Linked DNA regions of Mus musculus: region 1 is linked to region 2. The links are chromatin loops, found by intact Hi-C in ENCODE. Cell type or tissue: left cerebral cortex. All regions are shown on one strand. Links, peaks and the distances in the headings refer to the core of each region. The heading gives the core; the rest is flanking DNA.

What was found. Hi-C counts contacts between places; a loop is a spot of excess contacts. Peaks named below come from ENCODE experiments on the same cell type or tissue, not always from the same donor. Only the 100,000 strongest peaks of a DNase experiment are listed, where the experiment ranks them.
Region 1: a loop joins it to region 2, with 2.0 times the contacts of the local background. A loop is called at or near these places in 2 of 42 quality-filtered maps.

Annotation. Positions count from the first base shown.
Region 1 is chr1:59,425,453-59,441,831 of GRCm38, forward strand. No RefSeq gene overlaps it. Among named protein-coding and RNA genes, the nearest start is that of Gm33724, 15 kb to the left of the region's middle. In left cerebral cortex, for the core only: no CTCF peak of the experiment used is centred there; a DNase peak (open chromatin) is centred at 8,888.
Region 2 is chr1:59,332,320-59,348,698 of GRCm38, forward strand. It overlaps Cdk15 (cyclin-dependent kinase 15), which reads left to right. Exons shown (of 14, transcript NM_001033373.3): 13 at 11,929-12,047. The coding sequence ends at 12,038. Among named protein-coding and RNA genes, the nearest start is that of Gm51625, 28 kb to the right of the region's middle. RefSeq lists enhancers at 1,604-3,114, 8,543-9,727. In left cerebral cortex, for the core only: no CTCF peak of the experiment used is centred there; a DNase peak (open chromatin) is centred at 8,791.

The sequences.
Region 1 (16,379 bases), core at 6,314-11,313, 93 kb after region 2:
CCACTGAGCTAAATCTCTATCCCATCTTTATCTCTTCAACTAGGAAGAAACAACTTAAAATGCTCCCCATCTATGCACCAGTATTTATTGTTCACCCATCATGCACCTAACCTTGTGTGGACCTAAGAGTAGAGGGTATAGAGGAAAACAGGTGGAATTGTCCTGCCTTCCCAGAGACAATGACTATCCAGAAAGTTTGGGGCACATCCAAGAGGACTTCTGACCTCAAACTCACATATCAATAAAAGCTTTTGGGGTTATGATAGTTACCTGAGGGTACGGAGAAAATGCCCATATTGAGGAATCAAAATTTATTTTCTGGAAAGGCCATCCCCTATAGTTCCAAACAGTATAAAAACATAACCATGTAGTGAATGCAGAACTTTGGCTCGGGGTGTCTTTCCAAAGGCCTGTATGTTAAATGCTTGGTCTTCAGGCTGACACTACTGGGGAGTGGTGGAAGCCTTTACAAGGTAGGCCTAGGGAAGGAGGTTTTAGGTCCAAAAGGGAGGGGTGTGCCTTGAAGTAGCCAATGGGATCTAAGCACCCCTTTCTCTTGTCTTTGCTTCTAGGCTACCATGATGTAAGAGATCCCTCCTCCCCTCCTCCCCTCCTCCCCTCCTCCCCTCCTCCCCTCCTCCCCTCCTCCCCTCCTCCCCTCCTCCCCTCCTCCCCTCCTCCCCTCCTCCCCTCCTCCCCTCCTCCCCTCCTCCCCTCCTCCCCTCCTCCCCTCCTCCCCTCCTTCCTCCTCCTCCCCTCCTCCCCTCCTCCCCTCCTTCCTCCTCCTCCCCTCCTCCCCTCCTCCCCTCCTCCCCTCCTCCCCTCCTCCCCTCCTCCCCTCCTCCCCTCCTCCCCTCCTCCCCTCCTTCCTCCTCCTCCCCTCCTCCCCTCCTTCCTCCTCCTCCCCTCCTCCCTACTACGTACTGGCCCTCACTGCAGCCCCAAAAGCAACAGGCCAACTGACAAGGGACTGGAACCTCCAACACTGCCAACCAAAAGGAAAGTACGTAAAGTACACAAAGCTGATTAGCACTCGGAAGGTTTCAGGCTAGGCGGTCTGGGTTCTAACTACCCAGTTCTGCCTGTTGTAGCACAGCTGGTCATAAGCAACAGGAAAACAAATGAGTATGGCTGTGTTCCAGAAAAATCTGAATCGTGGATGCTGAAGTCTAAATTCCTATCATCTTTAGTTGTCATAAAATACGATCTTTTTAGTTTTTCACTCTAAAAGTGGTCAAAGTCGCTCTTAGCTCCTAGATCAGATTGTCCTCGAGACAGTGATCTCATCCCCTGATTCAGATGAAGGATGTTGGAGGAGGTAGATGTAGGCTTCAGGGCTTCCAGGCTGTGGGATGGCCTAGAGGTGCCCAAAGGATGAACCCTGTTTTGGACTTTACCCTACGTGTGCTTGATGGATTTTCAGTGGAACACTCATTTGTTAAATACATTTTTGGGCTTTTTTTTTTTTTTTTTTTTTTTGCTTTGCTTTGAGCTTTTTGGGGGTGGTGCATTAAGTGTTGGCAGAGCAATCCTGAGGGAACCACACCTACTCTAATTCACACATTTGTATAACAATGAAAGTTCCCTAAATCCAATCTGCATACAGAGCTTCCACAGTCAATAGGGCCGAGTCACTAAGTCCCCACATCAGCCACTGTCATCCAACAGAAGTCAGCTAATGACAGCTGTTCTGGGTGGCTAACTGCTGCATATGGCTGCTTTGCTGACTTCCAAACACAGACTGGGTTTAAGAGCCTGGTTTTTGGGAGGCCTTCTCCCTACCTCTCCTGTGCTCTGATACTTCGAAGCTCTCCTTTGCTTTATCGTTGTGGCTTCTCCACGCTCAACAGGCGGCCACAGTGATGGAAACAGTGCATCACTGTGAGGTTCTGGCCACAGGAGGCCTCCACACACCACTGAACCCTGTTGTGTGGGACATCTGTAGCAGTTGTAGTAGTTGGAGCAGGGAGTATTTGGATCAAAGCTGCTACATTCCCAAGACCACGGCTACACTGCCAACCTTCCTTCTCAGCTCCTTCTTGCCTTCCATCATGTTCTCCTTTCTTGTTCTTTGTGTTGCCTGACCTCTGAGTTCACTGGAGTCAACTCTTTTCATTCAATCCAGAACTGTCTAAGGGACTGCTTTAGGCAACCAGGAAAGGTTTAGTTGAAGAAACAGCCTTGAGGAGAGCCCTGAACTTATATGCCCTTTCATCTTTGCTTCTATTGAGTCTGATTTTGAGATTTTATTATTTTAATTGTGTGAATGTGTGTATGTGTGTGGGGGGTGGGGTGGGGGAGGGATGCACACACAGGCCTGTGTCTGATCCTCAAAGGAACTGAAGTTGCAGGCAGTTGTGAGTTCTGAAAACTGAACTTTGGTCCTCTACAAGAGCAGTAGCTGCCCTTAACTACTGAGCCATCTTTCCAATCTCCAGACTTTTCCATCTTTAAAGTTTCTGTGAGGAGAAATGATCTGATTTTCTTCTGATTCTTCCTCACATTTTACATGTGAGGAAGTTGGGTTTTGTAAAGGTTTCCTAAGGTCACAGACTAAGGAGTATCTGGAGGTTGATATTTTCTCTGCCCTGAGTTCAAGCCCTGCTCCTGGCATTAATTAACTAAGTAACCTTGGCTATGACCTCATTCCATAAGCCCTACCTATCAGTAATGACTCGCTCTCTCCTGCACCAAGAAGCATATCCAAGGAGTTTGCTGCCTTAAAGAAACATGCTTTGGGAATCTTACTATTTGCCCAAACTCTGGCAGGTAGACAAAACAAAAGTCCCTCTACTCAGGGAGAGGAGCCTAGAGGCTGGAGCTTTAGTAAGTGACAATGTGCTGTTGGGACAGACTCAGAGGAGATAAGGACACTGCTAAAGATTTTGGCAAATCGTTTCAGACAAAAGAAAGAGCCAGTACAAATGCCTGAGCCTAGAATCATATTCAGTGTACTCAAGGAGCAAGGAAAAGGCCAACATGCCTGCAGCAGACGAGGAATGGGAAGAGAGACAGGAAATGAGGTCAGAGAAGGTAATTCGGAGATGTAAAGGGTTGAGGGATGTTACAAGGACTAATTTTCTTCTAACATCCACAATCTCAAGGCTTTAAGCCTCTTTAGTCCATGTCTACATGTCCTCATGATTGCATGGATTCTTAGAGTGAGATGGATCCTCTCTCAGCTCTTGGTGAGTTTACCACACAGAGTTTAACTAGGGTGCTTGACAATTAAGAGCCACCCAAGCCAGCTAGAACCAGTAGCTTCCCCGTTCATTATCTCAAGAAGAATAAGGGAATGGAGATAAAGAGTCAGGAATATCAATATAGATTTAGAAAAGAAAAGTAAGAAAGAACTCTGGAGAGTGGGAAGGGTTCCAAAGGAAGAATGTGCTGCCCTGGCCCAAGACTTTCGTGAAGTCTTACAGTAGGAGTTAGAAAGAGAATGAGGTCATCTTCACTGGGACTGACCTTCTCTGACAGCATCACTGACTGAATCAGTATGGCTCACGCCCCTTTGTGTTCCCTACTGCCACCCCCATCCCAACCACTGAGGGATCATGAATTACTCCTCCTACCAGGTGAATGGTCATCACTCTCTATTCCAACTTGTTTTACTCGTTTTGTAGGCTGTTGAGTGAGGTACTTTGAACTCAATTAACACATGCTGTATCAAGGACCCTACTTCCCACAGAGAGCTAGCACCCATCTCAATTGCTCTATGATTCTGAGACAGGCCACCACGTATGCCCATCACTGTCAACATCCTAGCATTCCTTGGGTTAAGTAGTCAGCCAGGGAGAAAAATGAAAGAGACAAGTGTAACAGTCTGTTGTTTGTCAAAGAATGATATCTCATATTCAAATAGTGTGTGAGAGCAAGGAGCGTTTTATTCTGCAGAAGGCCATCATGGGGTGGGGGTTGTCCAAAATGAGCTTATAGGCCCGATTTAAAGCATATTAGGGGAATTCCGGGTTAGGTGAGAGTTATTTTATTCACTCTCTTGGCATTCCAGAATCATTGGAGCATGGGGGCTGGAGACTGGGTTTTTTTTCTAGTAACTGACTTGGCTGGGCTTGACTGGACTTGCCCAGTTCTTAGGCCTAGTCTCCTGGACTATTTGAAACCTGTCATAGAGTCGGCCTATCTTATCACTCTCACCTATCCCCCTTCAGTAATGGGCCATCTTGAATCTTTGAGATGTTTTTAATGTTTCTATGGGCTGGTGTTGTTATTTGAGAATCATCAATTGAACAGTGGAAATCATATCTTTAACAAACTTAATTAAAGTATTGATTACACAGAGATCAAAAGTAAAGTCTCACATCAGTAGGATAAGAGAGGAGAGAGAGGTGGTCAGCCCAGGAGAGCAGTTCAAGAGGGATTCATACTAACCTGAGACTGTTACGATGTTTTGTTTTGTTCTGGCTTTTTCTATTCTTTTCTCAAGGAGTCTCTTTTTGACTAAGGCCATGTATTCTTTGCCCACCCCTGAGTGATCAGCATAGAAATGATATTCTTCACCTAAGGCTGTACAAATTCCTCCCTGATAGAGGAATAGCAAGTCTGGACCTCTTCAGTTCTAGAAGACTACTTCTGTATATATATTACATCTCCTGTGTGTCTGCATCTATCACCATCCATAAGGCCTTATAATTTTTATCTTAGAGTATTAGGGCTGAGGCCCCTACACTAGCAGCTCCGGCCAGCCCAACGCCAAGGAGAGAACCTAGTACTACAATGGAAATGGCCACCCTTTTTACTCGATTGTTTGGAGGTTTTAGGGAGCAGTTGGTTAGATGAAGTGAGACCTCCTGGGGCGAAAGGTGGTGGGTCCTGATGAGGGAGTAATACAAGGTAGAGGCAGAGGTTGGGGGGTGGTGGGATGGTTGGTTTGGCCTTGTTAATAACTTGTTGGGGCCTAAGGGGAACATGGGTTTCACAAGGCTACATTGGAGCAGTTGGACAGTAAATACGAGTCCTGGATCATAGCCAGAGATGTAAAGTCCTTGTCCCCATGGCTTACCAGCAGTCCAACCGGCCTTCCTGCCAGCTGCTGTGAACCTGATGACAAGACTGCTGCATTTCCCCCTGGGGTACCCAGAGAGTAAGGGGCTCAAAACAAGATCCACAAGTCTCTCTCCTAGGAGGCTGGGTGTCTTTTCTTATGTGGGACCCAGCTCTGGATGTCTGTATATCTCTAAACTGGGTCACAGCAACAAGGTCATCTTTGATGGGGGTTTTCCAGCTTATCCACCAGTAGATTTGCATCCCCATGCTACAAAGAAAAAGGACTCTGGACCTCCACATTTGGTTCATGGCTCCGATCCCCAGAATGTCCCTGGCAGTCTTAAAGGCCTGAGACTGTGTGTTCCTTCAGCTCTGGTGTGTGTGTGTGTGTGGTTGGTGGGCAGGGAGTGTTGCTACCATAACCAGGAAAGGGCTGTTGATCCAAGGGTCCCATCCCTCATCTACCAAGTCACAAAGGTCTACATGAAGATCAGGAAACCAAGTGCCTGCAGGAGTCTAGTGGGAGGTAGAGCTGGCAGTCTTACCAGTTGCAGCATTAATCATCTGCCAGGTTTGATTCAGGGGATAGTGGGGGCAGTGGCCGGTGCAGCAAAGAGAAAGCAGAAAGCAAGCAGGATCAGGAGCGCTGGAGTCGTGGTTTCAGAAGATCGACAGGATGTGGGGTGACCTTCCATCATTCCTGTGGCTTTTCATCTGGAAGTATTTTCTGCTGGGACCTCAACTGTCAGGTCTTGTCTCCCGTATCTGGGAGTGGTGCATCCAGCTCCAGCTCCTGTGCACCTTGACAGCTGTCGGCATGGTCAGGATCACAGGGTGGGCTCCTTTCCAGCATGGTTCCCAAGTCTTGTGGTTATGTCTCTCAATCCAGACTTTGTCCCCTGGCTCAAAGTGATGGGGGTCAGGGGAAAGAGCAGACTCATAGCCTGGGAGATGGCAGTCAGAGTTGCTTCTGGAACTCATGGAGGGCTTCCAAGGATTTTTAAAACTTATGTTGGTCATATGCAGCTAAGATATCAGACTGGAGGTTAGGTAGTATGAGAGGGGGCCTCCCATATAGGATCTCTACGGGGGAGACCTAAAGTTCAGGAGTTATTCCTAGCCCTATATAAAGCATAAGGTAGGAGAGATGCCCAGTCACCTCCTGGGCTTGCCTGAACTTGCCCAGTGATTAGGCCTCGTCTATTGGACTACCAATTTAAAGCCTGCCATAGAGTCAGCCTATCTCATCGCTCTCACAAGGAAAGACTCCCTTAGCAGATAAATTAATTTATTATATAATATAACGTAATTATATATAATGTTGATAAATTAACCAATTAACTTTTAAAAATATATGAAAATATAAGCATATTTAATATAAAGTATATATAATTATATAATGTATATTTTATATATTATACTATTCCTTAACTCTGAAGCTCTCTAGTGCTCAGAAAGTGGGTTGCCTTAGAAAACACATGTTAGAGTGGGCCTGATGATGTAATCTGGGGGCAATTTATTAAGATCCTGGTGTTGGAGATTGGTTCTGATGCTTTGATTCATTCGGGAATCTTCGTGTCCAAATGCTAAAGGGCCTTGTTCCCAATTGGTTCTTGATCAATCAATAAAGATGCCAGCAGCCAATGGCTGGATGAAGGGAGATGGGGTGGGAACCTTAGATTTGCACAGGCTGGGGTGCTGGAGGGAGGAGAAGGGAGAAATGTGCATGAAACAGTAGGATACGGATGGACACAGGAGCTTCGGGAGATAAAGCCAACCAGCCATGTGAGATTTCAGGTAAGTGGCCACTGGCCTGTGGCAGCAAGCGGAAGATTAGAAGTGCCTAGCCATTGAGATAGACAGCATATTAAATATAAGCTAGTGTGTGTGTGTGTGTGTGTGTGTGTGTGTGTGTGTGTGTGTCTTTCATTTAAGGATCTGAAGATTCCCTGGTCTTCAGGGTGGCTGGGAGCACAACCTGCTGGGAGCATAAAACAGAGTAGCCAAACTCCTTGCCTACATATGCAGTTACATCCAGGGTCAAAAATATAAAGGCAAAAAGGGCTAAGGATATAGCTAAGTCGTAGAGCACCTCTCTAGCACAGGTAAAGGTCCTGGGTTTAATTCCCAATATCACAGGGAGAAAAAAGTATGGGCTGGATTCATGACTCATGAAGGAAGCATCAGTGAAGAAGGGTTTTGCTTTCTGTATTGATTGGCTCTAGGGTTCAACTTGGGCTTTCAAGCAGGCTAGTTAAGTGTTCTACCACTAGGGCTATATAGTCTCAGCCCCCCTTAGCATTCTGCAGTACTTGCCCAGCCGTGGTATGGTAAGAGAGCTCTATTCAGAGCAGGTTAGGGTCTAACTTGCTGTAAAAAAAAGTCCTGAGGATGTCCCGCTCTTGTTCTTGATTGTGAAGGGCTAAGCAGAAGCAAGAATAGAAGCTTCTGAACTACTCTGCAGTAGGCTAATACTCAAATCTAGTCTCTGCTGTCTTCAGGCCTTTAGGCTTTTGTTTTGGGAATGCAAGGTTCTTTTCAGTAGTCTTCTATTTCTGTAACTGAGTCTTCCCTGCATAGGTCTTCCCTGAATAGATCAGTAATGACACCAAACTATCAATAGGTCTATGACTGAAACCACAAAGACTCCCAATAACCTCCTTCGGGCTCCTCCTGTCTCCCATCTCCTGGAGGGAGGCCTGGGGGGATCCAAAACACACGCCAACATAAAGGTGATATGTCTGTGTGAACTTGGCTTGGGACAAACATGAGCGCCTACTTCTCTTGAATGGCCAACAGAAACAGACTTGTGTGAGCCCCAAGGAATTCCTTTTGTCCTTAAAGAATCCGAAAGGAGCTAGGTTCCAGTTTTCCTAAGACATCCTCTTTGTAGACAGATGAAATTCTTGGAGTCAACGCTTGGTGCCCCTCCCATCACACACCCCACAGGACACCTGTAAATAGCCCATTGTCTTGTCTGGGCTCAGTGTGAATTCCTCAGCATTACTTGCCTAGCATGCAATAAGGCCCTGGGTTCAATCTCTAGAAACCGGAAAAGGAGAAGATTTCTTGCTGCAAACACCTGCCAGCCATCAAGCTCACTCTTGGGTTATTCAAAACAGCCTTGGAAACTGTGGTCTAAATATAACGCAGCTGAGGTCTTTATGGGCTGAGCCACGAAGCATCAGTAGCCTCGTCAGCCTCAGGTTCAGAGATAAGGGATGTTGAGCTGCATTACCTGGGAATAGGAGTCAGAGAAGTTTGGCCTTGTCAGGAATGGTGGTGGGCATTGTTACTGGAATGGGGATGGGGTTTACAAAGCAGGGAACCTGTACTAGGCTAGAACATAGTTCAGTGACAGTTCTTACCTAGCATGCAACAAGTCTTGAAAGAAAAGAAACAAGGTTTGAAAGAAAGGGAAGAAAAAAACCAAAAAGCTTCTTGAAGGGTGTTCTGAATATTAAGTTAAATAATTCACATACAGCAATTAAACCTGATACATAAGTCTATGTGACTATAATTATTACTGTAGTAGCCTCCAATGTGAAATTAGCAAAGTTTAATCAGATCCTTCATTTCTTTGCATAGTTTTTGTACACAAGGGTTGCCCAACTGAAGGATCTTTATAAATTCACCCGCTTATACCCAAAGCCCTTGCTGAGAGCCCCTCATCTTGCTTCCAAGCACTGTGTGAGCCTGACAGCTGGGCCCAGCCCCACATCAAGAGCCTTTGGGACTTTAAAAAAAGTCAGAGAGCAAAGAGATGGGGAGGCAGCTGCTCTATCTCTTTCTGTTGGGAAGTCTGTGGCAGGCGGGGAGCAGCAAGGGTTGGGACTTTGGCAGGAGGAGCTAAGTTGCTAGCCAAGGAATAACCGGCCAAGCATAAGAAAGCCCTACTCTCCTGCTGTCACAGATAACCCACCCAAGCCAAGCCTGGAGGTGCAGCTACTCATGAGGCTAGGAGACAGCAAGTTCAAGGCCTGCCTGGGCACCCTCACCTCAAACCAAAAATTAAAAGAAAGCTGGGTGGTGATTGCCTATCACGGGCAAGGTCCTAGGCTATATCCTTTGTACACAAAATAAAATAAAATGTTCTCACAAGACTGTATACCACTACACACCACCTCAACGCAGAGATAACTACAACAGTACACACACACACACACACACACACACACACAGGGCCACACTATTCTGACTTCTATGCCCTTTCTCTCTACAGCAGACTGGTAGAGAAGCTCTCATCTCCAGTCTGGTATGGGCTAGCTAGGTGCAGTGACAGTCCACACACGCGGTCAGTTGGGCTCACCTATGTCCCAGCTGTGGACTTGGCAAGATCTGGGTTCCTTGTCTGTGAAACACAGTGTCTCACCACAGTCCTTACAGTTGCTGAGACTGCAGAAGGCAAAAGGAAAAAGTGGCGATGGGAAAACCGCCGAGTGAAAGAACACTCTCTGAACCCAAAAACAATAAGTACAGTACCCTGTGTCCTCTCGTTAAATTTCCAAGTATCTGCAGAACTCCCCAAAACATGTATCTGCCACCATCTTCAACTGAGGATCTTAAAGGGAGGCAGTCCATTAGCAAGTGGATTAATTAGAGTCATATTGTCAACCCAGATCACTTATCAGAATGGAAGACTCCTTGGTTCTTTGTCCTCATAGCCCAGCAACAGAAAACAGTATGGTCAGGCCACTCCTGTTCATTCAAATGTGTGTCCTCGCACACAGCCGTAGCTCAAGACAGAGTCCTAGGTGTTCAAATGTGTGTCTTTACAGAGGACCGTAGCTCATGACAGAGTTCTGGGTGGAATCTTGATTCGCTCACTTATAAACATACCATGTTGGGACACTCGTCCAGTTTTATCTTGGTCATGGCTGTGCCATAGTATCTTCTCTGACATGACTCTCCCATTAGAGGGAACCTGGTGGAAGGGAGTTTACAGATTTGCATAGCTGTCGGGAGTGGTGGGTTCTTAAGATCAGTTTCAGGCAGTGTAGGCATGTTAGAGCCTGCCTCCTTCCTTGTTTTGCCCTGCAGATTGGAGCTTGACTCTGCTAAGAATCAGAGTTCTTCCACCTGGTGGTCTCTGGGAGCAAGCTTGTTAAAAGCCGCCGTACAGCCCATGGCTCTGTTGGCACACTGTGCTCTGGTGAGGAACCCACAGAAGAGTCACAGGAGTCTCCCTTTCTCTGTGTAATTCTCAGATTGACTAAACTCCCACATTTCTGAAGAAAAATGGAAAAACAACACCCAGTAAAACAAGACATGGGCGACTCCTCAACCTTCTACCATGAGAGAGCATGTGGCCTTGACCCAAACTTCAGAGAGGAAGGAAGTTCTCAACGCATATTCTGCAGCCACAGAGGAGGCTGGACAGTTAGAACCACTGTGAACCGAGAGTGCCATTAACCTGGAACAGACAGGCACACTGAGGAAACCCACTTGCGAAGATGCCTCTGTGAAAGAGGGAGGAATAATCTGCACTGTGAACTCAACGGACCTAGAATTACCTAGGAGATGGATGAAGCATACCTCCTCGTTTACAAAGAAGATTAACTGAGTGTGGGAGACCCACCCCGTGTGTGGGTGATACCACCCCATCAGCTGGAATAAAAGATTAAGAGGACCACCATCCTCTTCTGTTTCTCGTCAGCCCTGAAGTTCCTCTGTCACACGCTACTGCCATCATGACGTTCTGCCCAAGCACGCAGGGCCAAGTAACCATGGATTGCACACTCCAAAAAACATGAGCAACACACACACTAATCCTCCTTTCTTTTAAGTTGTTCTGTTAGGTGCTTTGGTCTTAGAGATGAGAAAGAGGACAAAGATAAAAAGGTCAGAACCTAGCAGTCCCAGCCTGGAGTCCAGCCTGCTGATTTAGTTACCACCCCACCTCTGCGGCCATCTGCCTCCACGGTGCTGTGGTAGAGAGTGTAAGGGGAGGTCAGAAGAAAGAGACATTTCCCAGTGTTCACCTCTGGCAGCTTCTCTGATGATGTCATGTGCCAACAGACCAGAACCTGGGAAGTAAAACAGCTGCCAAATGGGGTTGGTTCCCCTATGCCCTCTGGTCTCTCCTGTGCACAGGCCAAAGGAACAAGAGAACGCCAGGTTGTGACTTCAGTTCCAAAGGGCTCACACAGCCACCCAACCAGAGCTTCTGTGCTTTTAGACTTGGGCCATGGGACCTCAACCTGTGATGGCTACAGGCCAGGCAGTCCCTTTGCAACATCCAAACTAGCCAGAATGAAAAAGCTTGTATCTGGGTTGCATAAACTGAGATGTAACGTTTTACCCAAGAACTAAAACATGAGTTGAAAGTGGGCATTGCTATGTCTGAGGTCACCAGTCCCCACAAATGACCTAATTACAGATTCTTATCCACAACACTCGCCAAGCAGACACTGCATACAGAGAGAGGCTTCACACCACCTCAACAGAGGGCAGAGGCAGTGGTCAGCTTCAAACCGCCGCTAACCGTGACAGGGGAGAAGCAGCTTTGAACAAAATCTTCAAGGCTAGTAGCCGCTTCCCCTCCACGGTATTCCAAAGAGAAAATCCAGATGGATAGCACGGCCATCCTGCCAGTGTGTGAGAGTGGTGTGAAAACAGTCCTTGTCTCCATCCAGGGACCCGAGCTCCAATGTGATTTCTTGCATAGTCAGTCATGCTCTGGCACCCGTTTGATTGACTCTTTCCTCTGAAGGGCCAGCATGAGAGACCGATGTTAGGTCTGCATGGAGCTTAGAGGGTGTCCTTTTCCCTCAGATTGAGAGAATGAGACCGCAAGCAGTTAAAATTAGATTGCCGGGCAGTGGTGGCGCACGCCTTTAATCCCAGCACTTGGGAAGCAGAGGCAGGCGGATTTCTGAGTTCGAGGCCAGCCTGGTCTACAAAGTGAGTTCCAGGACAGCCAGAGCTATACAGAGAAACCCTGTCTCGAAAAACAAACAAAAAATCAAATTATTTAGTTTATCTATTGAGAAGGTCCCTGTGACTAGAGACAGAATTTTAGGTCTCAGTTTTCTTATCTATGAAAGGGAACCAACCATAGGCCCATCTGACAGATAAGGGAGACCTAACCTGGGCTACTGCAGCAAGCAGGAGGCCCACACACCCCCTGTACACAGCTGTACACTCAAGGTGTGCTGTGAGCATTCACATAACACGTGCAAATATTTCTTTTCTCTCTTAAAAAGAGGAGAAGAAGCCATGGTGAGTGTTGGGAATGTTTGTGCTGGCTTCTGGCATTCAGGGTAGGTTCTCTTTCCGTTTAGACATTTAGAGTCTGTCCTTTTTTTTTCCACTTCGGGAGGGAGTGTGGTTTTTTTTTTTTTTTTTTTTTTGGCCTTCCCAGCTTCCAGACCCACATGTGTCACTGCTGCCAGGGGAGAACAAAACCCAAAAGGAGAAGAGGAGGAAAATAAATCTTTTGTTTTTGAAGCTAAATAGCCCAAAATGCAGCTCGAAAAGCTCCATGAAGGTTCGGCTTTCACAGCACAGAGTGGAAACAGAGCTGACCCCTCCCCGGGCCATGCCCTCTGACCCAACTGCAAGGCAGACTCTGTCTGCTCAGCTTCAGGGTTTCCTGCAGAGGGCTGCCTTTGGGGGTTGGGGGGTAGAGTTTTAGCACCAGACCCAATTTCCAAATAGCAAGGGGAGTTTGCCCATGAATATTCATGAGCAGTGTTTTGTGCCTGGTGCAGTTTTTCATGCAAGGTGGGTTTAGAGGGAGGAATATATTACAGAAATTACCCTCTGCCATCATCTTTGGACTCAAATTGTAAATATTTAACAGGGTGAACCCTTTTCCTTCTGTCTTCAGCCTCACTCTGTATACATTGAACTCATTCTTTCTATTTAGCAAGGCCCACTGCGTTTCCTCTGGCTCTGTTCAGTTGGAACTACGGTTCTATGTCCACAGACGCACAGAAAATGTCCATAAATCCCTTTGGCCCTTATAACACAATTGATAGTAAGTCTTTGCAGTTCAAGTTGCTACTGGCCACAGCTACGGGGCTGGGAAAGGCTTGTGTCTGCTCCTCAGATCAGCTTACAACAGAAAGGGCAGGAATCTGAGATTTCATTCATTCATGGGGAGGCATGCCCTCTTTCTCACAGAAGGTCCAAAGACAGCTGGGATATTCAGATTGGCAGCAGGCAGATGCAGAAAGGGCAGGAACACCAGGATGTAGAGACTAGGGTTTTGAGGGCCATCCTGGACTAATACTTTCTCTCATCAGCTTCAGTAAAATGGAAAAAAGATTTGTTATCAAGACAGACAAGGAAAGAGAGAGTGGAAGGCCATAGTCCAGCAGCATGTAGGAACTATGTGGTCCTGGACTGTGACGTCTCTGTGTAGTTAGTGTGGGAGTTGTGGCCCCATAATAATAATTTTATTATTATGATTATGCAGAGTAAAGCATGCATATTATCTGTTTATATGCAAATATAAATTTATGTGCGAATAATGTTCTTAAGCATAGTAGAACTGAGACAAGCTGAGATGAAGGCAATCTTGCTGCCTTGAGCATCTTCGAGAGCAGAGAGTTGAGTCCCTCACTTGGATTATCCTGTTCTCTCTCTCTCTCTCTCTCTCTCTCTCTCTCTCTCTCTCTGGAGATGAGGAAGGAGCTTAGGAAGGTGAGTAACTATCTCAAGGCCACATGAAACAGCGCCGGCCAGGCCTCACCTTGAACCTTACTTTCTTGTGACCTTGGCAAGATATTCCAGATCTCGAAGCCTTAGTCTCTGGGGGAATCTAGGACAACCACCCGTGACACTTCTCACAGGTACTGTAGCAGGTCAATGTCCTCAATACCAGATGCCAACTCCTGCAGTTCAGACACTGGCACAAGTTACAGGTCTCTCCTCCCAGGGCCTCTGTCTCCTATCAGTCACAGCAGGGACTGTAGGGTCCAAGTCCAATAGCAGGACGGTTCCTCACATGAGAGGCTACAGACAATAGGACAGGCCCAAGGGACCTTGGCTAGTTTTTTTTAAGTAGAGGACTTACTCTCCCAGTCACCCAGCCTCTCTGGCAAGAAGAAAAACCACCCTGCAGCCTGCTCACAGGCAACCTCTGTGGCATCCTGCCAGCCCCGTGCCCACACTACTCAATCAGGTCATGCTCCCCCAAGGTGCTTCTCCATTCCTCTCACAGGCTCTACAGGCAGGAAGCTGGGCAAGAGCAGACAGAGGCAACCCAGCTGTCCGGTCAATCTTCCCAAAAGGCAATTTAAAAGACTTCATTCCATGGGAGGTGTTGGGGATGCTCCAAAGCCAGAGGTGGCCTCAGCGACTCCAGAGCGACTTCCTGTCTCACCTTCATCCCCACCGCCGGCTTCTCTGAGAATCTGAGAAGCAGGTATTCCGGAAAGCTGATGCTGACATGTGAGATTACATTCCAAGTTGTCATAACACACCAGGAGAGAGGCAGCCACACCGTGGGTAGAGGAAGGAACTTGGCCACTAAGTAGCTCTCTTGGCACAACCTCCTGTGGAGGCTTCACCAAGTCTTTGCCTAGGTTTCCTCCAAGGTAAAAGTGAGGCCCAGTCCAGTGTGTGAGCACCTTCACTGTAGGAGGGGCTTGGTGACTTCAACCCCTATAACCAGAATTCCCCAGACCTGGATTTCTGTAAGATGAAATGCTTTTTTTTCCATGCCTAATACTGATCCTGTGACCAAAGGGCAGCTGGCATAATCTTCAGTTACTGTTTTACTTTACCAGTCCAACTTAGAGAAACTGTTCCCTTTTTATAAAGATTTATCTTTAAGTTATGTGTCTTTGTGAGGGGCTGTGAATGTGAATGTGGGTGCCACCAGAGGCCAGAAGAGGTTGTGGGACGCCTTGGTACTGCAGTTAGAAGTGCTTGTGAACTGCCCAACATCGCTGCTGGGAATGGAACTTGGGTCCTCCAGAAGAGAGTATAGCACTCTCTTAACTTCTGAGCCATCTCTCTGGGCTCCCGAGCCCCCTATTAAAAACTTCCACAGCTCCCTGCCACAGCTGGCAAATAGATTACATAGGAAATATTGGCCCCTGGGGGCCCAGGTATGGAGTGCCAGGGGAAATCCATACCTCCACCCACAGCAATGACCACTGAGTTACTCAGCCGCTACCAAGCCCAAGCCTTTTACCAGCTCCAGACTTCCTCGTATGTGATCCAGGAACTTCTCTCTGAAGACAAGGCGAGAACAGAATTCTAAGACGTGTCCTTCACAATGACACCTGCCCATTAACCCAAAGCAAGAAAGTCAATGGCCAGGAGAACCCAGGACTGCTAGGTACTGTCTATCGGAAAGAACGTTCCGTGGACCTGAGGGTGGCTGGGATTCAGTGATAGAGTCCATGCCTGTGCCCCTGAATCATGATGCACGTGGTCTATCTAGGCTTCATGTTTCTCTGCCCTTTTAGCTCTTTAGAATGGCAGAGAGACGTGAAATACTGGTGCCAGCTGCTTTGGGGCAATGAGGACAAAAATCCAGTGAGGGTTTTACATGTTATTATTATTATTACTAAAAATATTTTCACTTATTTATGGAGCTAGAGCACACATGCCATGATGTCTATATGGAGGTCAGAGACCGGAAGTTGTTTTTTTTTTTTTATTTTCTGTGTGGTTTCAGAGATCAAACTCAGGTCATGAGACTTGGTGACAAGTGCCTTTATCTGTTGAGCCACCCTGCCAGCTGTCTCTACCTTAAAAAAAAATATTTTCTTGTTTTATGTTTATGGGTGTTTTGCCTGCATGTACATCTGAGTACCACGTGTGTGACTGGTGCCCACAGAGGCCAGAAGAGGGTGCCAAATCCCCTGAAACTGGAGTTACAGATGGTTGGGAGCTGTCATGTAGGGTCTAGGAACTCAACCCAGGTCCTTTACAAAAGTAGCCAGGGCTCAACTTATGAGCCATCTCTCCAGGCTAATCCCACCCTTTTGAAACATATCTTTAGAAAAACAAAAATGTTTTATTAATTTATTTAGGTTTCAGAGATCTTTAAAGCTGTAATTAATTAATTAATTAATTATTAATTAAAGATTTATTTATTTTATGTATATGAGTACACTGTAGCTGTACAGAGCCTTCATGTGGTTGTTAGAAATTGAATTTTTAGGACCTCTGCTTGCTCTGGTCAGTCCTGATTGCTCAGTCCCTGCTTGCTATGGCCCAAAGATTTATTTATTTATTTATTTATTTATTTATTTATTTATTATACATAAGTACACTGTAGCTGTCTTCAGACACACCAGAAGAGGGCATCAGATCTCATTATGGGTGGTTGTAAGCCACCATGTGGTTGCTGGGATTTGGCAAGTCATCTTGCCAGCCCTGTTTTTATTTTATAACTGAAAGAAAAAAAA
Region 2 (16,379 bases), core at 6,623-11,622:
AGCTGCAGATGTTCAGAGACGTTTGCTGGAGGTGACTTAGGAGAAATGGGGATAATCCAAGAGAGATGGATGAGCCTGGAGGTGAATCTGGAAAGGGTGAGAGATGGGGTTGGGCTAGTGGGTCAAAAGAAAGGCGTTGCAGTAGAGCTGTAGCGCCTACCCTGGCCTGGCACCTCTGTCTCGTGTGGGTCTGGCCTGCCTGTCCTGCTGTGCTCCCCTCTTTCCCATCTGTGCCTAAGATCCGTCCCTCTGTGGACACCTAACTCTACCACATCCCATACATGCACAGCGTGTTTGTCTGTACACAATGCTCGCATCCCCCTACTTAGAGAAATGTCCCCGTTAGCTTCCTGCAGAGTCTATTATTCTGGGCCCTGAGAACTGCTGGGATCATCAGGGTTTTCTGGGCACCAGCTTTTAATTAAGAAGCAGCAGTCAGCATCCAAACGGACATGTATGCTCGTAGGAACTTGGGTTTTGATTCTCCCTAGAAAGCAGAAGCAAAGTTTTCAATCAATGGACTCTGGTGCTCACACCATCTAAAGGGGTGTGTGTGTGTGTGTGTGTGTGTGTGTGTGTGTGCACATGAGTGAGGGAGAGAACAATCTGTATTCCTTCTCTGTTCACCCTGCTGCAGAGCCCAAATCTACTTTGACACTTTGAGAAAAATGAAAAGATGGAATCTTGCAGGAGCCTGCCTGTGCTGGGGGAGATGCGGAGTGTGCGCAGCGGGAGGGAAGTTGACTTTTCTTTATACATATAGGGGTTTTTCCATGCAGAGTTTAAATTATGCCTGATAAAAGGAGTTTCGTGGATGTTTCAGTTCTTTCAAATTCTCCTGGCTTCCTCCCAATTAAATGAGGTTTGTCAAAGCCACGGGGCTCTGCTGGCTGCTGCCTCTGCGGACAAGCACTTCCTGCAGCGACATCTCGAATCCCTGAGGGAGAAGATGAAAGGGCCAGCGCCAAGAGACAGGGAAGAGGGGTGCAACTGTGTGTGTGTGTGTGTGTGTGTGTGTGTGTGTGTGTGCACTCGCGTGTGTGTGCATGTGTGCATGTGTGCTTGGGGCAGGTATAGAAATACACATAGAAAGATGACATTGGGATGTGCTGCAAGCAGGCGGGAAGAGCAAAGGTACTGGGAGAATTGGAGAGGAGCCTCCAGGGCTGTCTGTGCACCTTGACAACAGTGGCCCTCGCCAAGGGCTCTTCCTCCACTAAGGGCTGCATACCCTGGGCTGGGTACCACCACTAGCCTGCTTTTTCATTGCCCCTGGCAAAGAGCCTTTGTTAACAGCCTGCTTTGCAGACAGAGAGACCCAGTGGGTAAACCCAGCTCCCAACCTGCAGGGACAGAAAAATCTCCATTGCTGAGGCGGGCTGCTGCAGGCACGAGAATTGTGAAAAAATAAGATGTATGCTTGCCAAAGACGTTTGAGGAGTGTTGCTTTGCTGTAATTAGAAGAAAGGTTTTGCTCCCTTGGTAACATTTCATTATGGCCTCCATTCAGGGGCTTATATTTACATCAGTTTATTATTCTGGTCGCAGAATAACCAAGTTGTCACTTTAAAATATATTCTGTTTCCCCTTTGATCTGGAAGATGCCAGCTCTTATTGTCTGGCCTCTGAAGAAGACAATTAAGCATGAAGCCTGTAAGTGGAAAATATATGGAGACCAGAGGACAGACAGCCCAAATCCCCACAGAAGGCTGCTGTGCAAACTCCCCACAAAATCAAAGACTAGTCCCCATCAATCTCTGCCGATTTTCATCAAGCTGAGTCTCCAACGACACTGTCCCTGGGTTGTGGCAGTAAGTTTAGAGCCAGAGGAAATTGATCAAGGGTGATTTGCCATGAAAACCCAGGAATTCCAGGATTGGTTCCCATGTGGAGATCACTGTTAAGTGGGAAAACGTCAGCATTAGAATGCAGGGCGGGCGAGCCTGCGGGAATGTCTGCCAAGCCCTGACGCTCTCCCTCCCGGACCCTTGAACACCTGAAGAAACATTTGTTGAAGGAGAAATTATTGGTAGTCCCTCTCAAAACACACCCATCAGTGAGCTAATTGCTTTTGCAGATGGCCAGGGAACAGCTCTCCCCACCCAGGCACCAGCTCATGGCCACACTGTGGTCCCCATGGCCGAGCCAGCAGTACAGCCTGTCAGCTGGGGCAGCAAGGACCTAAAATTAGGCCCTTTGGCAGCTCTCTAATCTTAGCTCCAGGTTCAGCCCTTTGCTTAATTCCCTTTGCCCTCAGCATGAACTTGGGCTCTGGGAAAGGAACACTGGTTAACGATTTGGGGGTAGGGGAGTAGAAAATCATTAAGCTGCCCCTTCTAGAAATGGCTCCCTTCCGTTCTTACAGGAAGCCTTCCAAATGTTACCATTAGAGAGTTAAGACTGACTTTGGAAGCTCGCCATTTTGAGCATACACACTGATCCACAAGAGTATTTTTTTTTAAAAAAAAAAATCTGGGCCAGTAAATGCCACATGATTTAAGAGTCTGGTCCTTAAGCCCCAGCTCTTGATCATCAAGACATCAAAGGCGCTCTCTCTCTCTCTCTCTCTCTCTCTCTCTCTCTCTCTCTCTCTCTCTCCCTCTCTCTGTTTGACTCATTTTCTATCCTAATCCAGGTTTGAATCCGTCTCTACCATTCCTTCCTGGACTAAATCCCTGCTTCTCCTTTAAAATACGTCTTGGCATCTTAGGGGAAAAAAATCATCTTGAAGTTTAAAGGCTTGCCATGCTCCACAAATACTTTTGTAGAAACAATGTTCTATAGGCTGCACAGGGGCAGGGAAAGCCTGCAACCCTTTCCTCTGCCTTCCCTCCACCCACTCACACCTCCACTCTGAGAGTTCTGAACTCATTCCCACTGCCAAGTTAACATCAGAGCCATATTTCACTTCACTCCAAAAAGAGTGAAAATTTCAAGTCTTCTTCTATTGTCAGGTCTTTAAACATTTGATGATCCTGTGACATCACTGTCCAAACTCACTTGTCTAGTCTAGGTGTCCTTAACTGGTGTGTGTGTGTGTGTGTGTGTGTGTGTGTGTGTGTGTGTGTGTGTGTATGTGCATGAGCATCCATGTATGGAAGTTGACCTGGGTGTCCTTCCTTAGGAGCTGTCAACCTTGATTTCTGAGATGGGAGACAGTCCCTCTCACTGGGATGTGGGGCTCACTGCTTAGGCTGGGCTGGTTCACAGTCAAGTTACATGGATCTAGTCGCCTCTCCAGCACTGATGCTAGAAGCTCTCGCCACCATGGTTTATTTGGGTTTTTTGTTTTGCTTTGTCTTGGTCTTTGTTTTGTTTGTTTGTTTGTTTTGAGACAGGGTTTCTCTGTAAAGCCCTGGATGTCCTCACTTTGTACACCAGGCTATCCTCAGATTCAGAGATCTGCCTGCCCTGCCTCCAGAGTGCTGGGACTAAAGTTGTGTGTCACCGCGACCAGCGGTCAACCAGCTTCACCAGATTCGGTGGTTTTTACATGGATGGATGGATGGATGGATGGATGGATGGATGGATGCTGAGGTTCAAGCTCGGGTCCTCGTGGTGGAGCTCATGCTTCTTCGTTTCTCTACCTCTCTGTTTTTCTCTGTGTCTCTCTGTCTCTCTCTCTCTCTCCTGGGATTGGACCCAGGACCTCACACACACACTAGGCAACTGCTCTCCCACTGAGCCTTAGCCTTAGGTTAAATTTCTTTAATTATCCCACCATATACATATCAAATATAAGTTCTGCTTCTCTCACTTAGTCATTCATTGGGTCTTATTGTGGTATTATAACATTCTTCTTATTTTTATCTCTAAAACTCAGGACCCAGCATAGTGTCCTAACATAGTGGGCAAATTATGTTTCCATTTATTCATCATTTACTGGTAAGTGTGATGCTGAGAACAGAACAAAGATTTAGGCATGGATGTTATCCTCCAAGAGCATACAGTCCTAAGGCAATGGATAAGGCAGGGATGTGACCCAGTTGACAACATATGCAGAGATTAACGCCACTGTAGTGGGCCAGGAGAATGTGAATGGATCTTGAATGGTGGGCTGGGGAGTTGGCTCAGTGGGCAAGAGTGTTTTCACTATAAGCATGAGGGCCTGAGTTCAAATCTTCAGCTCTCATGTAAAGTGGGGCATGGGCCAGGTATGATGGCACACACCTTTAATGCCAGAACTCAGGAGGCAGAGGGGGAATGGTCTCTGAGTTTGAAGCCACCTTGGTTTACAGAGTGAGTTCCAGGACAATGCAAACTTGTCTTGAAAACAAACAAACAAAAAAGAAAAAAAATAAAGAAAGAAAAAAGTGAGGCATGGCCTGTAACCTCAGCATTTGGGACAGATAGCCTTGCCAAACTTCAGCTTCAGTGAGAGACCCTGCCTTAAAAACTAAGGTGGAAAGAGATTGATTGATGGAGCACTGGGCATCTTTCACTGGCTCCTGTAGACATGTGGGTACGCACAACACATACACACACCCTAAGATTCTAAAATGAAGCTGATGTTCTTGCATGGTTAGGACCAAACGAGAATCTAAGGAAAGAGATGTCCTACACTTTTCTAGGAGGGGCAGGCAGGGGGGACACGGTTATATGTACCCCAGGCTGGCCTTGACCTGTCCTCATAACTGACCTTCTGCTCCTCTTGTTTCGGAATCATAGGCAGGTCTACCATTCGCAGTTCCTGAGGTGCTGGGGGTGGAACCAGGGCTTAGTACATGCTAGGCATGTTCTCTTTGCTCTGTCCCTGGTGCTGCATGTTCCTTAGTGTCCTTCAGTGTCACTCTAGAGCTGCCATCTTCGAGGAACAGTGGCAAGATCTTGAAGCTGACACAACACAGCGTTCTCTCTCTTCAAACATATGTTCTCACAGTGACTTAAACTTCCACGAAGCATGCCTGAGGAAGTGCCCTGTGTGCTCCTGTATGGTTTCAAGCTACTTCTGTTTGTTATTTATTTATTTATTTATTTATTTATTTATTTATTTTTGGACTTGGATTCTTGCATAGATTAGAAATGCAATGACAGATATCATTATCACTGATATCTATCACTGGGATTCCGTTTCATTCTCTCAATGAATTTGCTCCAACTAAAGGTAGAAATATTTCTATTGTTTTTTTTTTAAATTTTATACTTAATATTACATCCCCACTACAGTTTCTCCTCTATATTCTCCTCCTACTCCCTTCCCCATGTTTATTGCTTTTTAAAAAAATATTTATTCTATGTGTATGAATGTCTTGCCAGTGTGCACGTATGTGAACCATGTGTGTGCCTGGTGTTCACACAGGTGGAGGAGGGCATTGGATCCTCTGGGATTGAAATTACAGCATCCTCTGGAAGAGCAGTAAGTTCTCTTACCCACTGAGCCTGTGCATTGTTTTTGTATCCAGTTTACTCAATGTTTAATTAAGGCCAAGTTTCAAAGTCTGGATGTGAGGAAGAAAGAAGAGAGACTTGTCTGCCACTGCCCTGTGTGTGTGTGTGTGTGTGTGTGTGTGTGTGTGTGTGTGTGTTTCCTGAGACAGAGTCTTGCTACTTTGGCTGGCTTGAAACTTACTAAGTAAACCAGGCTCGCCTCAAACTTGTGAGTCATCTTCCCACCTTGACTACCCAAAGATCCACCTGCTTCCCTCCCGAGTGCTGGGATTAAAGGCGCGTACTGGCTGGCTTAATGCCTGACTTTTTATGTGGGTTCTGGGGATCAAACTTGGGTCCTAAGGCTTACACAGCAAGTGCTTTATAGACTGAACTATTTTGCCAGGCCCCTTTTTCCACTTTTTAAATTTTTTATTAAGCAATATTTTAAAAGCCATCAATTAAGAAGCAAACTGAGGGCCAATGAGATGGTTCCGTGGATAAGGCACTTACTGTCAGGCCTGACGCCCCACATGGTAGAAGAGAGCTGAATGCTGGCAAGGGTGAGGCTAGGCTAGCCTAGCCTACCTAAGAAGACTGTCTCAAACAAAAAGGAAATAGGACCCGGCAGTGGTGGTACATACCTTTAATCCCAGCACTAGGGAGGCAGAGGCAGGCAGATTTCTGAGTCTGAGGCCAGCTTGGTCTACAGAGTGAGTTCCAGGACAGCCAGGGCTATACAGAGAAAATCCTGTCTCAAAAAAACAAACAAACAAAAAAAGAGGAAATAGAAATTGGGGTTGATAGTGGAGTCACCCAATTGGAAGTGGAGGAGCCAAGGCTCACTCACACGAGGCTCCAGCCCACTCTCCCCAAAATTCATTCCATTACCAAGAACATTGTAGCTAGACTGGTTTAGAGTCATGGTTCACCCCTAGTCCCAGCTTGTTGCTGCTTTTGTAAAGCCTTTCTGGGAAAGGTTCCGCCTTCCCCAGGTGGACTAGGTGACACCTCAATGTCTTATGCTATGGAAATCCACACCCTGTCCCAGCGCCTTTTCCCCTGTGCTGTGAGGGCCCAGTGTCTGCTGCTCTCACTCTTCATGATGCTGTCCGCAGCACCCTTGGATCTTAAGAGTTCTTACTCCATGGCAGTCACTGTTCTTGTTTCACTCTGTAACCATTCTGCAAGAAAAACAAGAATCAAATGAAAATGGGAGCAAGGCATAAAATAGCAATTTTATTCAAGAGGAAACAAAGCAAAGTTGCATACATCACATGGGAGACAGTTTGTGAAGGTGAGGTCTAAATAAAACCGAGTAACTGCTAAGGTTTCTTTTCCTTTCTTTAAAAAAAATATTTACTTATTTATTATATGTAAGTACACTGCAGCTATCTTCAGACACACCAGTCAGATCTCCTTAAGGATGGTTGTGAGCCACCATGTGGTTGCTGGGACTTGTACTCAGGACCTTCAGAAGAGCAGTCGGGTGCTCTTACTCGCTGAGCCATCTCACCAGCCCAGGTTTCTTTTCTTTTAACCCAACAACTCCCAGTGCAGGTGAGGAGCCAATCTAAGCATTTCTGCTGACAGAAGTGTGGGTCAGGGACAGTGCCTTCCATCAATATCAGATTCAACCAACCTTAGGTAAAAGGAGCTACACAGATTTGCTCATATTTTTTAATCAAGATCTATTTATCCCTGAAATTACCTAGCTAAACAGTTGAGCAAGCTTAAAAATAACCAAACAAACCAGGCCATGGTGGTGCACGCCTTTGTTGAGAGTACTCAGGGAGTAGAGGCAGGCAGATCTCTGCAGTCTAGGCTAGCCTGGTCGAGAGAGAGAGAGAGAGAGTGTGTTAGTTCCAGGACAGCCAGGGTTTTATAGAGGAACGCTGACTAAAGAAACTGAACAAAGCAAAACAAAACCTAGATGTATACAAATGTGATACACACACACACACACACACACACACACACACACACATAGTGGTTTGAACATTACAAAGTAAAAAATAATTTAATTACTGAGCCCTGGAGAATGGATTGGATAAATATTAATGTGTTGCCTGGGCACACAGTGCTGTGTACCATTTGCAGCTGCTCACAGGAGTGTGAGGTGCACTGGAAACAATTAAGCACATAAGGCCATAAGCTACATACACCAGAAAAGTAGGCCCAAGGGCAGCACATGACCTTAATCCCAGGATCTGAGAGGCAGCCTGGGTCACATAGCAATGCCATCTTCCAAAATGGAAAGGAAAGGAGAGGAGAGGAGAGGAGAGGAGAGGAGAGGAGAGGAGAGGAGAGGAGAGAGAGAAGAAAGGAGAGAGGAAGAGGAAGGAAAAGAGAAAAGCCAGCAAATGCCTTTAGCTTAGCACTCAGAAGGCAGCTACAGGTGGTTCTCTGTGAGTTCAAGGCCAGCCTGGTCTATATAGCAAATTTCAGGCCATCCATAAATATACAGTAAGACATTGACTCAAAATCCAAAAACAAAATTGAGAATATAAAATGGCATATTATAATGTACTTATGAAAGGTTATTTGCATGTGAACAGAACTGAAAGTTAATGTAGAGAATAAACACGTTCTAGAATACTGCGGATCATTTTCCCTCCTTTTCAGAATTTTCTGTAATGCTGGTGATGACATATTTTTTGGTTTTTAAGAATGGATTAAAGCAAAAATTGTTTAAGAGTTCTGAACTCTGGACTGAGAATTAAAGGCCTATGTTTTCTTGTTCTTTTTTTTTTTTTCTTTCCCAGACTCCAGATGCACCTCTGGCCTTCATAAGCCTTGATTTTCCCCATCTGCACAATGGGTTAACACTAGTTTCTTCTAACCCAGAATGAACTGAACATTTATGAAACCCTTGGCTCACTAAATATGAGGTTTCGCATAAGTGTGGTTCTAGGAGACAGGCGAGGTAGAGAGGAAAGACAAATAGGTACTAATTACCTTTAAAAGACAAGACCATCTGCTTCCATGGGAGATGACTGTGTCCTGTGCCCCTGGTCTGAGCTGTAAGTGCACTCTTGTGTTAGTTAGCACCTTCAGTGTAAGGTACCCTGAGATCCCTTGGGATTTGACGATATGAAGCTGCCATATCTCCACATGAGCCAAGAAGTTGGCCTTCTCATGCAGAAGTGTGTGTTCTGAGTAATCGAACACAGTAAGCAGCCGTAGCTGATGAATTGATGATGTGCAAGGACAGCAGGAAATCACATGACCAGGGAAACAGCAAAGAAACTCTTCAAGGCTAGATTAATCCCCAGACTCCTTGCGACTCCCGCTCTCTCCTGTAGCCAGGCAGGCTGAGGGAGATTTGGTTTCCTGTGCTGGTGACTCAGCACCCCAATCCCATGAAGTCACTTTCTGCACTTCAGTACGCAGGGCTTCCCCAGGTTATCAGTGCAGGGAGAGTAAACGGAGACACTGGGATCGGATTTCTAAGGAAGAGAGTCAAAGCAAGGTTTGAAAGGGGTGACAGCCAGCTGCCAGGAGCCCAGGAACTCAATTAGGCTGAGAGACAACTATCTCATTATCTCCTCTGAAATGATCTAAATACATAAGAATCTAAAAGTTTTAAATAAACTTGTCTTACCGACAGTCTAGATGACTGAATTCCCCTTCTCAAAAAACTTTTAAGCACCCACTTTCGTATTTATTTATTCTAAGCGCAAAGCCACCGTGGTAATTACGCTGTCAGATTCACTAAGCTAATGAGCAGTCACCGGAGTGGAAGGGCTTGCCTGGCTGAGATCACTGAGGGAGAGCCGTCTGCCGCCTCCTAGCTTCTCTCCTTTCCTTCCTATCTTTTTCTTCCCCGCTTTTACATTTTCTTTTACTGTGACTTAGGAAGGAGAGTCTGGCAATCCACAGCCAACTTGAATCCTTTTGATTAGTCTCTCTCTCTCTCTCAGCCTCTCTCCCTCCCCTCTCCTCTCCTCTCCTCTCCTCTCCTCTCCTCTCCTCTCCTCTCCTCTCCTCTCCTCTCCTCTCCTCTCCTCTCCTCTCCTCTCTCTTTACTTTCTCTGTCCCCCTCTTCCTCCCTCTCCCTCTTCTCCCTCTCCTTTCCTCTTCCTCTTCCCCTCCCCCTCTTCCCTCCTCTCCTTCTTCCCCTCCCCCCTCCCTCTCCCCCTCCCTTTCTTCTCCTCTTCCACTCCATTCCTATCCCTGCTTTTGAGGGGCAAGGGAGCCCCAGGGTAACCCGAGCTTTTCATGCCACTGTCTCCGAGGCAGGATTTCTCCTGGAGACAAACTCCTAAATCAGCCCAGATTTGAGTTGACAAAGAGTCTGCTAAGTGTACGCAATGTCTATCTTACTGTTTAGCTGTTTATGCTGTGGTGTAAGCTGGAGGAGAGAGTACAAAAGGGAATATTATAGCAACCCTGTGAAAAATGTCTTATTTGGATCAGCAAACATTAATCCTCTTCCCCATTCCAACCTAGCAAATCTATTATTTTAAACCAAAGATGTCAGAACTGCAGGTTTCCCACAGCATTGATACAGACCAAGCAAGGCAGAGCCAGCAGTGAAGGCTTCTTCTTTCCCCTTGGGTGTGAACAGCTTCAAGCACACAGCATCATTACAACATGTTATGCCTTTGGTATGCCAAGCATAGAAGCGCTGTCTCTGATAAATTATGAGCTACTCAGACCATGGGCCTGGAAAAGCAGGGCCTGCGTGCAAGGATGCTGAGAGCAAGTTCTGTGCACATGCTTGGTGACCTGGGCTCCTGACCTGCCCTGCTCATGCCCCAGCAACGGCAATTGTTCAGTGCCTACTTCGTGTCAGGAACTATGGAAGGCGTCTCATACACACATTCGATTGTGTTTAGCTCACAGCAATCTGCTGGGAAGTTTTGTTCTTCCCCTCTCGTGCAGATGAGTCCCCTAACTGAACGCTAACTTTGGAAGGACTTGGCCCATCAGCTCACTGAGTGCCCACAGAGACAGCGGTTATGTTATTACACAGGTGCCTGTGGGACTGCAAACTACCAGGGAGCCCACCCAATCAGATACAGACTTCCCCTGAAGGGCAATGCTTTTCTTTAAGAGTCATTTATACATTATAATGGGGTGAAAGCCATATGCATTCAGGAGAAATCATTAAATGGGCCTTCCATGCCTATGGGTTCCATGACTATACCTGTCAGTGTCAGATTCAGACAACCCCACATATTCAGGGGAAAGTGTGTCCTAACATAGAAAGTACCTAACATAGGCCAATTTTCTCTTGTTGTTATTTTCTTTAAGATGCTGTGTAACTATTTACACCGTGTGTACCACATTAGGTATAATATAGAGACACAGTAGCTCTGGATCCAGGACCCATGAGATGTCTTTATTCCAAGTTTTGGTCACTTTGGGGTCTAGCAATCCACTCTCTCCACACTGGGTTGTGGCAGATTGTTACATGTTCCCAGTAGCACAGTCACAAGGCAGAAAGAACCGGCATTCTGCAGTGTCCAGCATTGCTAAACTCTGACATTCCATATGTTAGGTATGTTAAATGTTTGCTATTGTTGTTTTAAGATAGGGTCTTAGTAAATGTATTTTTGCATTTGTTTATTTTGGGTATTTTGTCTGCATGTGTATCTGCACACCAGAAGAGGGTATCAGATCCTGTGGGACTACAGTTATAGCCCATTGTGAGCCACCATGTGGGTGCTGAGAATTGAAGTCAAGACTTCTGAGAGAACGACCAGTGCTTTTAACTGCTAAGCCATCTCTCCAGCCCTATTAAATACATTTTTGATGGAGCTGGAGAGATGTCTCAGTGATTAAAAGCAAGAGCTGTTTTTTCTGAGGACCAGTTCCTAGGTTCCATTCCCAGCACCCACACCATAGCACATCTGTACCTCATCTCAGGGGACCTAATGCCCCATTGACCTCCACAGGCCCTACATGCACAGTGCACAGACATACATATAGGCAAAATACCCGCACACGTGAAATAAAAAATAAATTAAAAGAGCACTTTGATTTATGATATTTATTGTATTTCTTTTATGCTGGGGATTGAACCCAAGGATTTACAGTGGCTTACCAGGATATATCCCCATGGTAAGTCAAAGAACATCTGTGTAAGGATGTAAGGATGAAGGGACTACATAAAGATATTTCAAACAAAAAAAATTTTTTTTATTTTATGAAAGCCATGCCTTAGAGTTTCTTTAGACTATGTTTAGAGACGAGGGTATATGACAAAGTTTTGAACCTTCCTCAGGATATCTAGCCCACATGCTGCTCTCTGCCTGACCTGGTGGGAGTACAGTCTACACTCCTTGGCACACCTCTCTAACTCTTCCCCGTGGGTGCCAGACCCTTCCCCAGTTTCATCTGCTAGTGCTTGGCAAGTGTGCACTGAACTGAGTTAAATAGGGTGCACTTGACAACTATTACAGATGCAGTAACATACCCCAAGTCAGTATAGTCAGTTTGCCTATTTCAACATCTCTTTGGGTATCAGATGTTACAACAGGCAGACAAAACATGTGTACTATTGAAGAGTTCAGGAAATACTATATAGATGCTCTTCTCTTTTCCTCCCTACAGAGGAGTCTCTGTTTGCAGTTTCGGGAGTGAAGCTAAAGCCAGAAATGTGTGACCTTTCGGCTTCCTACAGGAAGAGACACCACCTAGTCGGGGTTAACAAATGTTGGTGAAAAGAAAAGGTGAGGTTACCTACATCTCTGAAGGTGAGCAGGCCCAGAACCACAGGCAATTGATCGATTGATTGATCGATTGCTGCTTGCAGAAGGGAACAGGGTCTGCCTTTGTCTGGGATCTAGGACTTTCTCCCCACTCCGAGGGCAGCCTCCTTTGGAACCCTACTTCCTAAGCTGGAGAAGAGATGAGGATGCTATGACCACTTCTCCCACCCATGGAGCTGTGGTGGCCCCCTGAATAACAGCTTGAAGATTTCCACCAATACTGGTGGAATAAAAAACTCTGGTGACATCGTTTTTCTTAGCCGGGCAGGCCTCTATGTCAGCTGGAAAGACACATCAGGGCGAAAGTTGACCAACAGACCCACTTTTCCCAAAGGCTGCAAGGTTTCCTGGGGTGCAAGATATTCAGTGTTGAAGTGACATTTCTTGCTAAGTCAGGATGATTTGTCATATTAGTGGTGAATTCTCTTCTCAGTCAGTCTCAAGGAGCAAACGGTATGATGGTAGATTTTCCCAGAACCATCGTACCCTAAAAGGTATTCATGCACAGCTAGCTTCTGCTTGCATGCACAGAAGGCTGGCGGAACACTCCCCAAAGCCAAGTGCAGACACACCCAAGTGTCTCAGGAGTACTTCCTCTACTGAGCCTCTGCCATGAGTAGAAGGGACAGCAATCTGGGTTTAAAGTGAAACCAGGTGCAGAGCCAGCCAGGCCTTTAGGTGACCCTGGCCAGATTCCAAATCATAAGGACTATTCTCTCATAGGGCCACAAGCTGATAGTGTCTTAAACGCGTTCTCACGACCGGCCAGGAAGAACACAACAAACCAGAATCTTCTGCGGCAAAACTTTATTGCTTACATCTTCAGGAGCCAGGAGCGCAAGCCCCAAGCCCCAAAAACGAAAGCCCCCCCGCTTACATCATCTTTAGGAGCCAGAGCGCCAGCGCGCCAGAGCGCCAGAGCGCAGAGCAAGAGCGCAGAGTAAGAGAGCGCAAGTAAGAGAGAGAATGGCGGAAACCCCGTCCCCTTTTAAGGAGAATTATCCTTCGCCTAGGACGCATCACTCCCTGATTGGCTGCAGCCCATGGCCGAGTAAAGGCAGAGTACATGTAGTGGAAAATTACTCTTGGCACATGCGCAGATTATTTGTTTACCACTTAGAACACAGGATGTCAGCGCCATCTTGTGACGGCGAATGTGGGGGCGGCTCCCAACATCTCCCCCTTTCCTTTTAATAAGAGCAATAGGCCACCCATATTAATGAGAGTGGAGATAGAGGTCAAATCCCCAGTGTGCAGGTAAAGGAGCCATGTACAGGATTAGCTCTTAGGCTCACAGGCTTTTACCCAGAGCAACCCTGACCTGCTCCCGTGTCGTTTTGCCTGGAGAGAAGGACACTTGGACACTCAACCTTCTTGAAAGATGACATGTCTCCCTAGAATAGGCTCATATATGCCGCAGAGCCCTTCTACTGCAGTGCTTAGCCGTGCAACTCTCTCGGGCTGCTGAAGCACACTCACTCTATCCTGTGCAATGAGTCTAGCCTCGTGGGATGCAAGAGCTGAGTGGCCAGCGACCTATTGCCTAAGCATAGATATATCAGGGGAAGCACCATGTTCTAGAGCTGCAAGTGCCTGGGCAATAACCACCTTGTCTCTCCTAGTTTGGGCCTTAAGCTTACAGACCAACCAAAGAAGCAACACTAATCCACAGCAAAGTGTATCTCCAAATAATATCAATCCCACCCATTCTTTAAAGAAGGGAAATGCTGAGGAGATCCAATTGGGTAATCCTTTGGTCAGGGACAGGTCCAAGCGCGTGGAGTTGACCTGAAGTCTCAATTCCCGAAGGATCTGTTCAAATTCAGCCGTCCAATTCTGTAACATATACTGAAAAAGACTTTTTGACAAATTAGCTGCCCTAGTAAATTTCTCATACTAAATGGAAGTAACACACAATCCCGGAAACTTTTGTTCACATCCCAGCTGAGCTATTTGCCATAATACATCTAGTTGTTTCTGGACAAGATCTATGAGTTGATTAACCAGCATGAGACCTCCCTGTATCTTGACATTAGCTGAGGCCTGTTTATCTATGACTGTAGTCACTGAGGCTGACAAAGTGTTAATGGTGTCAGTCGTCTGGACCTGTCCAGACAGAGCCAAGGCTGTCTGAATCAAGGCCAAACCCAGTTCCTAGTTAGTGGTAAAAAGCAGGGGAATACTTGAGCATTATACATCACCGTCATTAGGAGTGGAAATGTCGACATTATCCCCCAACGCTGCTCTCTCTTTATTATTGACGCCCTGGACATCACCAAGACGAGGGACATCAGTATTCCCTTGGTCAGTCTGGATTTTTCGGGTGAGTCTTTCTGGTATCCAAAATGGGTTGTCTTCATTCTGTGGGAAAACACAGATAGCTCCCCTGGATCTTATCAAAATAGGATCCGGGCCATACCATTTATTATCAAGGACATTTTTCCATTTAACCATCTCATTGGGCCTATCTGGCTCTGAACAATGACGTTCAGCCGCAGTATGGCCATGAACATCAATATTTAAAAAATTGAGTGTAAAGAGTGCCATAGACACAGACACTCTTGGTACTCGGGGTAGAGTCTCCTCAATTCCCCTCTTCTGTTTTATAAGATAGGCTTTGAGGGTGCGATGCGCATGCTCAACAATACCCTGTCCTTGAGGGTTGTATGGAAGTCCAGTCAGGTGGGTTACGTCCATCTGACGGCAGAACTGCTGGAATTTTTGAGATGTATAAGCTGGTCCATTATCAGTCTTAAGGAGTTTGGGTTTCCCCCAAGCACTCCATGCCTCAAGACAATGTTGAATCACATGTGAGGCCTTTTTCTCCGGTTAACGGAGAAGCAAACATGATGCCAGAACATGTGTCAATGGACACATGGAGATATTGAAGTTTTCCAAAGGAAGAAACATGTGTAACATCCATTTGCCAGACCTGTAGAGGTCGAATACCGTGTGGGTTAATTCCCACATGAGGAACTGGCAAGAACTCACAGCAGCTTTGACATTGAGTAACAATGTCACGGGCTTTTTTTTCTTGTCAAGGAGAAACGACTGCGTAATGTTTCAGCCGTCACATGAAAATTGTTATGAAAATTTCTTGCAGCCTCTACCGGGGATGATAGGGCAGCAGCCACCACTTTAGTGGCCTTATCTGCCAAATCATTTCCCAGAGCCATGGGGCCAGGTAGGCCTGAATGGGCTCTAACATGAGTAATATAAACAGGAAATCTTCTAGATAACAAAACTAATTGTATCTGCTGAAAAATATTGGCAACTCTACTGGAAGGCTTAATCACTCCAGCCACTTCTAAAAGATTTACTGCATTAACCACATAGCAGGAATCTGACACAATATTAAGGGGTTCTAAAAAGGTTTTTAAAACTTCTAAAACCACTAAACATTCTACCACTTGAGGTGAATTTTCATTATATTGTTTGGATACCACTTTACCATCAGCCACATAGGCACCTATGCCAGTTTTTGATCCATCAGTATATACCACAATCCCATTTTTAAGTGGGTTTCTTACTGTTATTTGTGGAAACACAACAGATTGATTTTGGGCAAACTGTAAAATTGGATGTTTTGGATAATGGTTATCTATTTGTCCTGAAAAGGAGGTAACTAAAACTGCCCAATCATTAGATGTGGCTGCCAAGGTTTGAACCTGTGCAGCGGTATAAGGTACAATTAAAAGATATGGACTTCGCCCAAAGTGGGTGATTGCTGCTTTTAGGCCTTTAAGGGCAAGCTGTGCAATTGCATCAGGATACCAATCTATTATTTTAGCTGGGGATACGTTTGGATGGATCCACAACAATGGCCCATTCTGCCACAAAACTGCGGTTGGCAATTGTGCTGTCTTAAAGACACACAAACTGAAAGGCTGCGAATCCTCAATACGTTGTAATTGTGCATTCTGTAAGGCTTTTTCCACTTTTTGTAAGGCCTGGTTAGCAGCTAGAGTAAGAGCCCTAGGGGAGGAGATATGAGGATCTCCTTCTAAAATACCAAACAAAGGCCTTAACTCAGCGGAAGGAATCTTTAAAAAAGGTCTGAGCCAATTAATATCTCCCAACAGCTTTTGAAAATCATTTAAGGTATGGAGGTGATCTCTTCTTATCTAAACATGTAAATATTGATTTCTCTCAAAGGAGGAAATATGCGTGACACCCATTTGCCAGACCTGTAATGGCCTGACGCCACGAGGGTTTACCCCTACATGAGTAGATAAAATTTGACAACAATCTAAAGGCATTATTAAGTAATCAGAATCATTTTCAGTAGAACCA